Regions from separate parts of the Homo sapiens genome. Here all the other regions are linked to region 1. Evidence: chromatin contacts called from ENCODE Hi-C or POLR2A ChIA-PET data. All regions are on one chromosome and are shown on one strand. The core of a region is the stretch at or near the end of the contact, and the rest is flanking DNA. Distances in the headings are between cores, read along the strand shown. Region 1 holds the start of NDUFV3 (NADH:ubiquinone oxidoreductase subunit V3). Region 2 holds the start of CSTB (cystatin B). Region 3 holds the start of RRP1B (ribosomal RNA processing 1B).

The links. A loop is a pair of places that touch in the nucleus more often than their neighbours do. ChIA-PET counts read pairs that join two places held with the same protein, here RNA polymerase II (POLR2A). Pooled maps may share reads with other maps.
Region 2: a loop to region 1 is called in a pooled map, with 5 times the contacts of the local background. The contact joins the promoter of CSTB here to the promoter of NDUFV3 in region 1. A Hi-C loop is called at or near these places in 2 of 168 maps with a recorded cell type or tissue (CD8-positive, alpha-beta T cell and naive thymus-derived CD4-positive, alpha-beta T cell) and 9 of 50 pooled maps.
Region 3: a loop to region 1 is called in a map of heart right ventricle, with 6 times the contacts of the local background. The contact joins the promoter of RRP1B here to the promoter of NDUFV3 in region 1. A Hi-C loop is called at or near these places in 4 of 168 maps with a recorded cell type or tissue (adrenal gland, gastrocnemius medialis, heart right ventricle and 1 more), 4 of 37 single-sample maps with no recorded cell type and 15 of 50 pooled maps. POLR2A ChIA-PET finds 5 or more read pairs at or near these places in 3 of 52 experiments (AG04449, B cell and activated naive CD4-positive, alpha-beta T cell).

The regions. Positions count from the first base shown.
Region 1 is chr21:42,891,168-42,896,120 of GRCh38, forward strand. It overlaps NDUFV3 (NADH:ubiquinone oxidoreductase subunit V3), which reads left to right and starts at 2,142. Exons shown (of 4, transcript NM_021075.4): 1 at 2,142-2,214. The coding sequence starts at 2,167. It also overlaps a transcript of WDR4 not described here. RefSeq lists silencers at 1,629-1,928, 2,269-2,518.
Region 2 is chr21:43,774,832-43,777,557 of GRCh38, forward strand. It overlaps CSTB (cystatin B), which reads right to left and starts at 1,477. Exons shown (of 3, transcript NM_000100.4): 1 at 1,373-1,477. The coding sequence starts at 1,438. RefSeq lists a silencer at 1,056-2,055.
Region 3 is chr21:43,657,044-43,661,996 of GRCh38, forward strand. RRP1B (ribosomal RNA processing 1B) reads left to right here and starts at 2,517. Exons shown (of 16, transcript NM_015056.3): 1 at 2,517-2,751. The coding sequence starts at 2,622. It overlaps HSF2BP (heat shock transcription factor 2 binding protein), which reads right to left and starts at 2,445. Exons shown (of 9, transcript NM_007031.2): 1 at 2,343-2,445; 2 at 1,018-1,277. The coding sequence starts at 1,053. RefSeq lists a silencer at 2,550-2,739 and an enhancer at 3,460-3,509.

The sequences.
Region 1 (4,953 bases), core at 892-3,391:
CAAAAATTAGATGGGCATGGTGGCGGCGCCTGTAATCCCAGCTACTGGGGAGGCTGAGGCAAGAGAATCACTTGAACCCAGGAGGCGGAGGTTGCAGTAAGCCGAGATTGCCCCTGCGCCACTGCACTCTAGCCTGGGCAACAGAGTGAGATTCTGTCTCAAAAAAAAAAAAAAAATCAAGATGGTTCATGCCCCCTCAACCATAGGTACCCCACCTTTACCAACCTGGCCGGTGACCACGCCAGAGGAGGTCTTTTCTTTTTGTTTCTTCTTGAGTGTTGCAACTCCAGCAAGATGTCAACATCTGCCGCATGTGCCCGCTGGTGGTGGTGTGGAAGTGGGGAGCTCCAGGTCCATGAAGGAGGGTGACGTGGATCTTCCAATTCCAGATCAGGATCCCCAAATTTGTTACTAAGCTGTGAATTATTAAGCACACCTCACAAAGGCGAGCATGACCTTTTCCCTGGACACAACAGAATGAGCCTAGTGGTGAAGAAAAAAAAAATCTGGCCGGGTGTAGTGGCTCACGCCTGTAACCCCAGCACTTTGGGAGGCCGAGGCGGGCGATCATTTGAGGTCAGGAGTTCGAGACCAGTCTGGCCAACATGGTGAAACCCCGTCGCTACTAAAAATACAAAAATTAGCCGGGCGTGGTGGCTCATGCCTGTTGTCCCAGCTACTCAGGAGGCTGAGGGAGGAGAATCGCTTGAACCTAGGAAGTGGAGCTTGCAGTGAGCCTAGATTGTGCCACTGTACTCCAGCCTGGGCAACAGAGCAAGACTCTGTCTCAAAAAAAAAAATTTAGGCCAGGCACAGTGGCTCACACCTGTAATCCCAGGGCTTTGGGAGGCCGAGACGGGTGGATCACGAGGTCAGGAGATGGAGACCATCCTGGCTAACACGGTGAAACCCTGTCTCTACTAAAAATTACAAAAATTTAGCCGGGCGTGGTGGCGGGTGCCTGTAGTCCCAGCTACTCGGGAGGCTGAGGCAAGAGAATGGCGTGAACCCGGGAGGCGGAGCTTGCAATGAGCCAAGATGGCGCCACTGCACGCCAGCCTGGGCTACAGAGCAAGACTCCGTCTCAAAAAAAAAAAAAAAATTTAAACAAAAAAAAAATCTTTTGGCATTTTTTTTTCTCCCTTTAGGGACAAAGGATCCCTTCTCATGATTATCCTAAGATCTAAGGTTATTCTTTTTGCCTCCCAGGGTGGATGGTGGCAGATGCCCTTGCATTTACTTGATAGCAGACTCCTCTTTGATAAAGGCCTTTGATAAAGGCCTCATTCCGCCAGTTTATCTTGCCACCTCAATGAATCGCTAGCTGTGTCAGGAATCCCTACACAATCCATTTAAATGACTGTGGCAGGGCCTCTTCCCCTGTGGAAGCTGAAGGTGGCACGTCCATCTCCGATGAAATGCGAATGGGGCTCTGGGCACGCGGCGGAAGGCAGAGAAGAGGCAGAGAAAGAAGCTAATAACTAATTACACCGACTCCACAATTACGACTAACGTTGGGGACGAACTCTTTGCTAAATAAACATTTAGGTGAAACAAAGCTTCCATTTCCAATCGGCCTAACTCTGGTATTAGCGTTGGCAGGGGCCATGCAGGAGGGGCAGTGAGCAGTGGTGGCCGCGTTGCCGACAGAGGGTGAGGGAGCTGGGCGCGTGGTGTGGGCGCCGAGGTCCCGAGCTGAAGAGCTTTAAAACCTCTCAAAACACAGAACTATCAATCAAGTAGGACCAGACTGTGCCCCCAGGGAAGGTCGCAGATTTAAGGCTGCGAGGACAAGGGCAAAGAAGTGCGAAGCGTTCGGGTGGACATGCAAGCCGGCCCAGCGCAGACGCCTGAGAGGGGTGCCCAGCAGCCCCCGCAGGTCTCCGCCGCGCCCCCGCCACAGCGCCCAGGCGCCCGCAGGGCACAGGGATCGGCACCAGCCGGTGACGTGTCCCTCACGCTGCTGCCTGTGATTGGTGGTCCCGATCCGGGGCGTGGCCCCAAGGGAGGCACTTAGCCCTACTGGGGATGCGCGCGCAGACCCACGGCCTCTGCTCCGCCCCCAGCTGGCCTGTAATTGGCGCAGTCGGCCCAAGGGGCGGCTGTTCAGGCGCGGGTGCGCGCGCAGCTGCTGTGGCCCTGCTTGGTGCGCCCGCTGTCACCGCCATGGCTGCCCCGTGTTTGCTGCGGCAAGGACGAGCCGGGGCGCTGAAGGTAAAGGAGGAGCCAGCCTGGGCTGGCTGCGCGGCCCCGAGCCTACGTAGGGGATGGGGTGAGGGGGCGCGGTGCTGGTCAGGTCCGGGCCTGTCCGCGACCTCTAGCCGTCCTAGTTGGGCCGCTGACCCCGCTCCCTGGGCCCAGGACTGACCGCCACGGGGCCAGGCCCGGATGTGGCCAGCGAGCGTCCCGCGGTTCCCCCGAGCCGGTCCGCCGCCGCCGCTGCCCGAGGCCCAGGCCGAGGCTGGCGTGCCCCGTGCCGACGGGCGCTCCCGAGGGCTGCATGCCTGGGCGGCAGACTCGGGTGGACGTTCCCAGGTGATGCTGCCGCGCGGCTGGGGTCAGCCGCTGTGCGGCTCCCGCACGGCTTCTCTGAAGGACAGTGACTTCTCCATTTAGCCAAGAGAGGAAATGAGGGAACTTTCAGGGACCTGGTTAACTTGGTAACTTACTGACAGCCGTTGAGAAGCCAGCTGACATGACCTGACCTGTGAAAAGGAGAAGAAGGGCTTTCTTTTCGGCAAATAAAAAGCTAAGGCCAAGGCCGGGCGCGGACACTTTGGGATTTTGCCTGTAATCCCAGTACTTTGGAAGGCCGAGCCAGGCGGATCGCTTGAGTTCAGGAGTTCGAGACTAGCCTGGCCAACATGTCGAAACCCCGTCTCTAAAAAATACAAAAAATTAGTCTGGCGTGGTGGTGCATTCCTGTAATCCCAGCTACTCGGGAGGCTGAGGTGGGAGGATCCCATGAACCCGGGACGCGGAGGTTGCAGTGAGCCGAGATCATACCACTGCACTCCAGCCTGGGGGACAGAATAAATAAATAAATAAAATAAGGCTAAGACCACTTCACTCTCTTACAAATTTTAAAATGGCTGTTATTACAAAAGCAGTAACTATTCCCTGCAGAATATATATGCGTGTGTGTATATATATATATAAATACATATTATATATATTATATATAAATATATATTATATATATATTTATATAATATGTAAATATATATTATATATTTATATAATATATAATATATTATATAAATATATATTATATAATATATATAATATGTTTATATAAATATATATTATATATTTATATATTTATATAATATATAATATATATTTATATATTATATATAATATATATCATAATATAATATATAATATATATATATTTTTTTTTGAGACAGAGCCTCACTCTGTTGCCCAGGCCCAGGCTGGAGTGCAATGGCACCATCTCAACTCCCTGCAACTTCTGCCCCCTGGGATTAAGCGACTCTCGTGCCTCAGCCTGCAGAATAATTTAAAAGTACAGATAGGGAAATTCATTGACAGTCTACCATTACTCCTTCAAGCATCTAGTTCCTAACGATTTCTATCAGCTTTTATATGTTCACATAAGCACATGTACTCATGCTTACAATCATGAACATACACGTTTTCATGTTTATATGTGCACATACAGGCACCTCTGTTCTGTATCCAGCATCTAGAACATTGTACTGTCTAGCACTTAATAGGCCTTAGTGAGTATATGCTGAGTGAGTTGGCATAATATAAAATATCACATTTATATTGTAGACACTTTTGAAGCAGTTTTTATATACCTACATCATTTTAGTGGCCAGATAGTATTTCTTCTACTCTATTTTCTAAGGATAAGAAAACATTTTACAGAAAGAAACATAGGGCCTGGCAGGTGGCTCATGCCTGTAATCCCAGTACTTTGGGAGGCCAAGACAGGTGGATCATTTGAGGTCAGGCATTCGAGACCAACATGGTGAAACCCCATCTCTACTAAAAATACAAGAAGAGCCAAGCGCGGTAGCTCACACCTGTAATGCCAGTACTTTGAGAAGCCAAGGTGGGTGGATAACCTGAGGCCAGGAACTCGAGACCAACCTGATCAACATGGTGAAACCCCGTCTCTACTAAATACAAAAACTTGGCCGGGCATGGTGATGCATGCCTGTAATCCCAGCTACTTGGGTGGCTGAGACAGGAGAATTGCTTGAACCCACGAGGCGGAGATTGTAGTGAGCCGAGGTTGCGCCACTGTGCTCCAGCCAGGGTGACAGAGCAAGACTCCATCTCAAAAAACAAAATACAAAAACATTAGCCAGGTGCGGTGGTGCACACCTGTAATTCCAGCTACTTGGGAGGCTGAGGCAAGAGAATCGCTGGAACCCAGGAGGCGGAGGTTGCAGTGAGCCAAGATTGAGCCACTGCACTCCAGCCTGGGAGTCAGAGTGAGACCCTGTCTCCAAAAAAAAAAAAAAGAAAAGAAAAAAGAAGAAACGTGGTATTTTGTAGGTTAATAAATAATTGGAGACTACAAAAAAAATGCACTGGAGAACGTCTGGTTGAAGTTTTATTAAACCAAATATTAATAGTGATTGTCCTTGAACTCGGGTGTTTTCTTCTTGCAGCCTTTTTGTATTTTACAAAATGTCCATAATATACATACATTATGAAAACTGTAATAACCATTAGAAGTATACCATGTGAATGTTTTGCACTTACATGTAGTGGTAATATGTAATATTCATATGCACGGTACCTACATGCACACAATCCCAGCACTTTGGTTGTTTTTCTTTTTTTTTTTTTTTTCCTGAGACAGTCTCACTCTGTTGTCCAGGCTGGAGTGCAGTGGCGTGATCTCAGCTCACTGCAACCTCCACCTCCTGAGTCTAAGCAATTCTCCTGCCTCAGCCTCTGCAGTACCTGGAA
Region 2 (2,726 bases), core at 227-2,726, 880 kb after region 1:
CATGTGAGCACACACACGATTCTGACACTGGCTCTTCACACAATTGTCTCTTACAACTGAAGGGACATTTAAACTGTCAGCCTAATAATAAAGTAGAAAAAAACAGTTCCAGCTGGGTACGGTGGCTCAAGGATGTAATCCCAGAACTTTGGGAGGCTGAGGTGGGCGGATCACTTGAGGTCAGGAGTTTGAGACCAGCCTAGCCAAATGGCAAAACCCCGTTTCTACTAAAAATACAAAAATTAGCTGGGCGTGGTGGCGAGCACCTGCAATCCCAGCTACTCGGGAGGCTAAGGCAGGAGAATCCCTTGAACCTGGGAAGCGGAGGTTGCAGTGGGCCGAGATTGTGCCACTGCACTCCACCCTGGGCAAGAGTGAGACTGAGTCTCAAAAACAAAAAAAAAAAACACAGGCCTCAGCATCGCCTGGACCTGTTCTTGCTTGGGGCATCCCGTCGGTCACCAACCATGACAGCGAGGCGGGCCTGGCCTGTGCTCCACCGGAGGGGGCTTCTTGCACAGATGACCTGCTCATTTCAGCCCCTCCAGAATCTTCTGGCAGGCGCAGAGCAACAGGACGTCCATTTTACAGACGAGGAAACCGAGACACAGGGAAGGTTGCCATCTGCAACCCAGCCCGGTTTTTATCTTGTTTTTCTGTGTTTTAACTTTTTATTTAGACTTACAGTTTGAAACAGTGCTAGAATCGGAAGCATGTAAAGAAACCTGTGGACCTTTTATGCAGATACACTTAAGTTTTTAACCCATGTGCCTTATCACTGGGGACCTCTTGCACTCTCTCTCATGATTTTTTTCCCGAACTAGATGAGGATATTGACAAAGATTCTTGCTTGGCCAAACTGTAGTCGGGCTCCTGAAGCGCCTAGGCCACCTGCGCACTTCCTTGTAAAATCCACTTTTAGCAAGAAGCCTGGCTAAGTCAGTTTAGCCAGACCCTTCCCACCCGCTTGCTATCGGATCACCGTGGAGATCGGAGCCGGCTGCTCACCTGCGCCATCGCCGGCGACGCCCGATCACCCTGCCTGCCTGAAACCAGAAGCGCCTCATCCCTGGGGTTTCCTCTCAGAGACTGTCCATGCAGGGACCGCACCCTGCTCCGGGCTATCAATTCCCACTCGCCCTTGCTGTATTCAGCGGAGCCCAATGTCTCCCCAGCGGCGCCCCAGGCGCGGCCCCCCGCTGCTCACTCGCGCGCAGCGCCCGAGCGGAGGGAGGCCTCTCACGGCCACAGCCCGGGCCAGCCCAGGGGTGCGCAGCGGGGCCAAAGCGGCTTCTTTCGCTCCAGGAGCCGCGGCCGCGCCCTGAGGCTAAGGCAGGACTCCGGGCCGGCCCCGTCCCCGCGGCCCACCCACCTGGTCGGCGATGTGCTGGGTCTCGGCGGTGGCCGGCTGCGTGGCGGAGGGCGCCCCGCACATCATCTTGGCGGCGACGGAGGGAATCTGGCGAGGGGACTCGGCGAGGGGACGCGGCGGCTCCTCAGCCCAAGTAGGCGCTGGGGTCACGTGACGCGCGGGCGGAACCAAGGGGCGGGGAGGAGGCACTTTGGCTTCGGAGTCCCCTGCGGGGTCGCGGTGGCCCCGCAAGAAGGGACGCGCGGGGCGGGGCGCGGGGCGGGGCGCGGGGCGGGGAACCTGGCCACCACTCGCCGCAGGCTGGGTCTCCGCGCCCAGCGCTGGTGTCGGGAGGGAGCGCCCCCCTCCCGGGGCTGGTATCGTCTTTCCGGGCGCCGAGTCACACGGACCGGGGCGGGGGCGCGGCCGGGTGTCGCCGGTGGGTTGGGCGCGCAGGGTGGGACGATAGGGAAGGGGCAGTCGGAGTAGGCGCAATCCTGCAGGGTGGCGGGGTCCGGGCCGCGCACGAGGGAGGGCGGGGCGCAGCGCTGCAGGGGTCAGGGGTCAGGGGTCCCGGCCCCGCGGGAGCAGGTGTGCGGGCTGCAGTGGACATCACCGCTTGTGACCGAGAACACTGAAGGCTGAAGGGGGTGGACAGAGGGGCCCAGGGAGGGGGAGACGGCGCCCACGCGCTCCAGGCTGGGTGGGGGCAGGGGGTAGATCAGAGGGATGAGAAGAAGGCAGGGTTCTCTGGTGGAATTTGCGTTTTAGGATTTCTTTTCTTTCTTTCCTTTTCTTTTCTTTTTTTTTTTTTTTTTTTTTTTTTGAGACGGAGTCTCGCTCTGTCTCCCAGGCTGGAGTGCAGTGGCGCGATCTCGGCTTACTGCAGGCTCCGCCTCCCGGGTTCACGCCATTCTCCTGCCTCAGCCTCCCGAGTAGCTGGGACTACAGGCGCCCGCCACCACACCTGGCTAATTTTTGTATTTTTAGTAGAGACGGGGTTTCACTGTGTTAGCCAGGATGGTCTCGATCTCCTGACCTTGTGATCCACCCGCCTTGGCCTCCCAAAGTGCTGGGATTACAGGTGTGAGCCACTGCGCCCGGCCTTTTTTTTTTTTTTTTTGAGACGGAGTCTGGATCTGTCGCCTAGGCTGGAGTGCAGTGGCGCAATCTCGGCTCACTGCAAGCTCCGCCTCCGGGGTTCACACCATTCTCCTGCCTCGGCCTCCCGAGTAGCTGGGACTACAGGCGCGCGCCTTCATGCGCAGCTAATTTTTGTGTTTTTAGTAGAGACGGGGTTTCACCATATTGGCCAGGCTGGTCTCGAACTCCTGACCTCGTGATCCACCTGCCTCGGGCTCCCAAAGTGCTGGAA
Region 3 (4,953 bases), core at 1,267-3,766, 770 kb after region 1:
ATGGAGAGACCCTGTCACTACAAAAATATGAAAACGTGCCCAGGAGGCCCGGCGCAGTGGCTCACGCCTGTAATCCCAGCACTTTGGGAGGCCGAGGCGGGTGGATCACCTGAGGTCAGGAGTTCAAGACCAGCCTGACCAGTATGGTGAAACTCCATCTCACTAAAAATACAAAAATTAGCCAGGTGTGGTGGCCGGCGCCTGTACGCAGCAGGCTGACACGGGAAGAAGGCTTGAGCTCAGGAGTTGGAGGCTGCAGTGAGCTATGATCGTGCCACTGCACTCCAGTCTGGGCAACAGAGCAAGACCACGAAAAAGAAAAGTCATACAAGAGCTCTATTCCTAAAAGTCAAAGAAAACGCCTGCAACTTTTTATCACTGCAGCACCAAACTAATCAGGAGGAAAAGGAAGTCATCTGGTTTCCTACTGGGTTTGCCAAGCCCTCCGCCCGTGATCTCATCTACTATTCACCCCAAGCCTCCAAGATTGTCTAGATGGAAATTAAGGCACGGGAGCTAGATGACTCTCAATGCAGCACAATTAATAACGGGTGGAAGCAGGATGTGAACACGGATCTGGCCCCAGTCCAAGCGCCTTCTCCATCGCATGCAATCAGTTACAGTTATAAAATCGATGGAGGGCAGATTCTCTCTAAGCCTGACGCTAAGTCCCGAAGCAGGGGGCCAGGGCCTTCGGAGGGGAACTGGGCTTCCACGGAGCAGAGAAGAGAGTGACCATCCATCCCACGCTCCCATGCCCGCTTTGGCGCCACTGAGTGCCCCCACCACGCGCAGCCTCACAGACCGGGTCCCCGCGTGGGTTTGGAGGCGAAGTCGCCTCCCGCCCCAGGTCTCCACCCCGCTCCGGCCCAGCCCACGCCGTTAGGGGAGGAAGTCTCCAGGCTTCCCCCAAGCACGCGACAGCGAGCCGTCTCCGAGCGCACGGGGCGAGGCCCTGAGGGGAGCGAATGGCGACGGTTCAAACACGCTGGCGTCGGCCAGGGCTTCCTCACTAACCCGGCAGGCCTCCTCAGCGGCGCCCGCTTCGCCCATGGCCGCTGCCGCCTCCGCTCCGTTCGCCTGAGCGTCGGCGCGCCCTCTGACCCCTCACGCCAGAAAGCGCGGGAACGAATCCACGCCGGGGGTCGGGAACGGAGAGCCGCCAGGCCCAAACCTCCCAGAATTTGCGCAGTATTCTCGGCCTAGAGAGCGAGGAGTGGCCTTGGCGAGGTCCCTCTTTGGCTCTTCTGGCTTAGCCGGGGTTTTAAACTTGTTATCTGCAAAGCAGAAGGAAAGTCAGCCCCTGATGTAAGTGTCAAGTAAAATAAATCGGATGGGTCCTTTCCTGTTTGGCGAGGAATGCTACACTAAGGGGGACTGCGTTCAAATGGGCAGTCTTTGCTGGAAACCTCGCCTCCGCGCGCCTTCCCTCGCTCGGATTCAGGCGCTTTTACGTTAAGGGTTGAATTTTTGTGTCAACAGGCACCTCGGGAGGTCGCCTAGACAACTGAGCGGAGCAACTGAGATAACCCCCGCTACGTGTGGAGTGACCTAGTCCATTAACTTGCCCCAGCACGCCCGCTGAGTCCGCAAAATATAGGATGGCCTCGGGTTTTAGATGAACCCAAAGCTAAGATTTCTTCCCTCTCTGGAATTAGCAAGCAGCCCGCCCTGCCCAACTCCCCTGGAAGCGCGCGTGCTCGCCAGGCCTCGGGACGCCTGCGCGGGCGCCCTTGCACTGGCACCAGGGCTCCGGGGTAGGGGCGCACCGATCTGCCCAAGCCTCTGCAGGCACTGGAGGAAGGCGAGCCCTCCACCCGCTCAACAGGCCCCAGTGCCGGCCTTTCCTTCCAGTCTCAACTCCACCCGGGGGCCCGGGGGCTCCACAGTTAAAAACTCCACGCCACGGAGATCGCAGGTAAGCTGCTGGCTCAACGAGGTGTGCTAAATGGGATTAAAGATCCTGGACCGTGGCCAGGCGCGGCGGCTCAAGCCTGTAATCCCAGCGATCAGGGAGGCCGCCGCGGGAGGATTGCTTGAGCCCAGGAGTTTGAGACCAGCTTGGGCAACATAGCGAGACACCGTCTCTACAAAAAAATAACAAATAGTGGGGCGTGATGGCGCGCGCCTGTAGTCTCAGCTACTTGGGCGGTCGAGATGGGAGGATCGATCGAGTCTGGGAGGTCGAGGCTGCAGTGAGCCAGGATCACCGCCAAGATCGCGCCACTGCATTCCAGCCTGGGCGACAGAGGGAGACCCTGTCTCAAAAACAAACAAAAAATCCTAGACCGTTTACAAACAGCCTTCCGTCTCTTCCTGGTCAAGTCCTAACCCTGGCTAACCTCGCCGTCTACAGCCTGAATTTTGGCAACCGAAAGGCAGCGCCGGCGCCACGTGCACACGGGCTGGGCCGCTCCGCCAGCTGCCAGGGCCACTGCCGCGCTCACTCCCAGAGCGCGCTGCGAGCCGCGGCGCCTTTGTGACGCCATCAGCCCGCGCGCCGCCGCCGCCGCCTTCTGTGCAGTCGCGGCCCGGGCGGACGGTGGCTGGCTGCTCCGCAGCGCTCGGCTGGCTGCAGCGGCACCGCGGGTTGCGCGGCCGGGGATGCTCCAGCGGGCGCGATGGCCCCCGCCATGCAGCCGGCCGAGATCCAATTTGCCCAGCGGCTGGCGTCCAGCGAGAAGGGCATCCGGGACCGAGCGGTGAAGAAGCTGCGCCAGTACATCAGCGTGAAGACGCAGAGGGAGACAGGTGGGCGCACGGCCGCGGTCAGCCGCGCCACATGGCGGGCCGGGGGCCGGGGCTGGGGCTAGGGCCAGGGCCCCGGCACGGAATGCGGCTTCCACGTGTTGTCGTGACACCCAGCGTGTGCTTCGGTTTCCGCGCTGCCGGAACCGCTTCTTGCTGTGTCTAGTGCCTTTTTACACTTAAGGAAACGGGTTGAGGGGGTTCCGTTACTTATGAAAGTCACAGTAAGCGGGGAAGCTGAGAAAAGACCCACATGGGTCCGATTCCCCAGCCGGCATCTCGAATCACTGGGCTGCCCTGATTTGCCCTGGTGTCCGGTCGGTGATTGCCGCCTTCCTTTGACCAGCACCTTTACGTGACGGGGCTGCAGGAGAGAAGACAGACAAAATCACTACCCTCGAGGATCTATTAGTAATAAAGCAAGGAGGCAAACAGGCAAATAAAGTAGACCTTGTGTAAGTGTAGTAAAGGAAATGAAAACCAGGTAGCAGGCCGGGCGCGGTGTCTCACGCATGTAATCCCAGCACTCTGGGAAGCCGAGGCGGGCGGATCACCTGAGGTCGGGAGTTCGAGACCAGCCGGACCAACATGGTGAAACCCCGGCTCTACTAAAAATACAGAATTAGCCGGGCATGGTGGCGCATGCCTGTAATCTCAGTACTCGGGAGGCTGAGGCAGGAGAATCGCTTGAACCTGGGAGGCGGAGGTTGCGGTGAGCCGAGATCGCAGCATTGCACTCCGGCCTGGGCAACAAGAGCGAAACTCCGTCTCAAAAAGAAAAGAAAAGAAAAAAGGAAAAAGAAAACCAGATAATAGCAAAAAGGGAAGGAGGTTGCTCTTCTTGATAGGCTGTTCTGGGAAGGCCTCTCTGGGCTGATAATCAGCTCAGATCTGAAGAGAAATGAGCGGAAACCGCCTATGCAGAGGCAGGAAAGAGCTTCACGTGCCCTAGGAGTGGTTTGAAAGACCAATAAGTTGGGGTTGGGGGGGCGAGTGTTATGAGATGAAGTTGGAGATGTAGGCAGTGGCCAGATCACACAGGGCTTTGTAGTTTAGATTTTAACGGCACTGCTGTTGGATGATTTCATTTACCTGATCCAAAAATACTTTCTATAAACTCTTGAGTGAGCCCATACAATATGAACTACAATGTGTAATAGAGGTTTTAAGATAAAGTTTTATTTAGTTACTGATGGTACTAATACATTTAGAATCTGCTTAAAAGAACAGATATTATCTCCCCCATCACTGACATTCTCAGTTTGTTTTATTTTTAAGAGAAATCACCAGACTACCCAAAAAAAGAAAATACACTTTCCTGGGAAGTCTGATAGAAAAAGGAATAAAGACCAAAATTCCTGACTTTGATTCTGTTAAGAATCTCCCCAAGAGATTTTGTTTAGTCTCACAGTTCCAGGTACCCCATATATGCTGGTGGTTTCTAAACCTAAATTGTTGTCCCAGCCCATTCCTACTTGCAGCTCGGATGTGCCTTGCTAGCCTGGCTTCTCTACCTGGCACCTCACACTCAGGATGCCAAAAAAAGTTCTGTTTTCTTTCCCCGAAATCCTGTTCTCTGCTGCTGCTCCACTGCCACCTGTTTTCTTTTCTTTTGGTTGCTGGTTCCCACCAGCCATTCAGATTCCAGCCGGACACACGGGATTGTCCTGGACTCCTCTGAATTCCTCATCCTCTTCCCCTGGCCCACATCCAGTGGGAGGACCCCCGTCCTCCCTCGTTCACCTCCTGATGACATAAATTCTTGACCGTGGGCTCTTTGTATCTCACCGAAACTTCTGCGCCCGCATATTCCCCAACTGGTCTCCTTAACTTCACTTGTGTCCCCAGGAATCTGTCCTCCACAGACCAGCCCAGGGTCATCTTCCTAAAACAAATCTGATCCCACATCACCAATATTTTTTGAAATTCAGTGTCTGCAAGTCATGATCTGTCCTCAGGTGCTCTTCCTGCCTAAGCCCCGTGTAACTGCTTCATGTTCCGTCAACAGAATCGGTGATGGTTCTTGGTGTACAGCACACAATTTCTCACCTCTCTGCCTTTGCTTCTCCTGTTCACTCTGCAAAGAATCCCACACCTTCTTCACTGCCAGCATTCAGTTCAGTATCACTTCCTTCAAAAAGCCTCGCCTAGCATCTTGCCCTACTCCTCCAGGGTTCTAAAACATCCATTGTGTCTCTGTTGTAG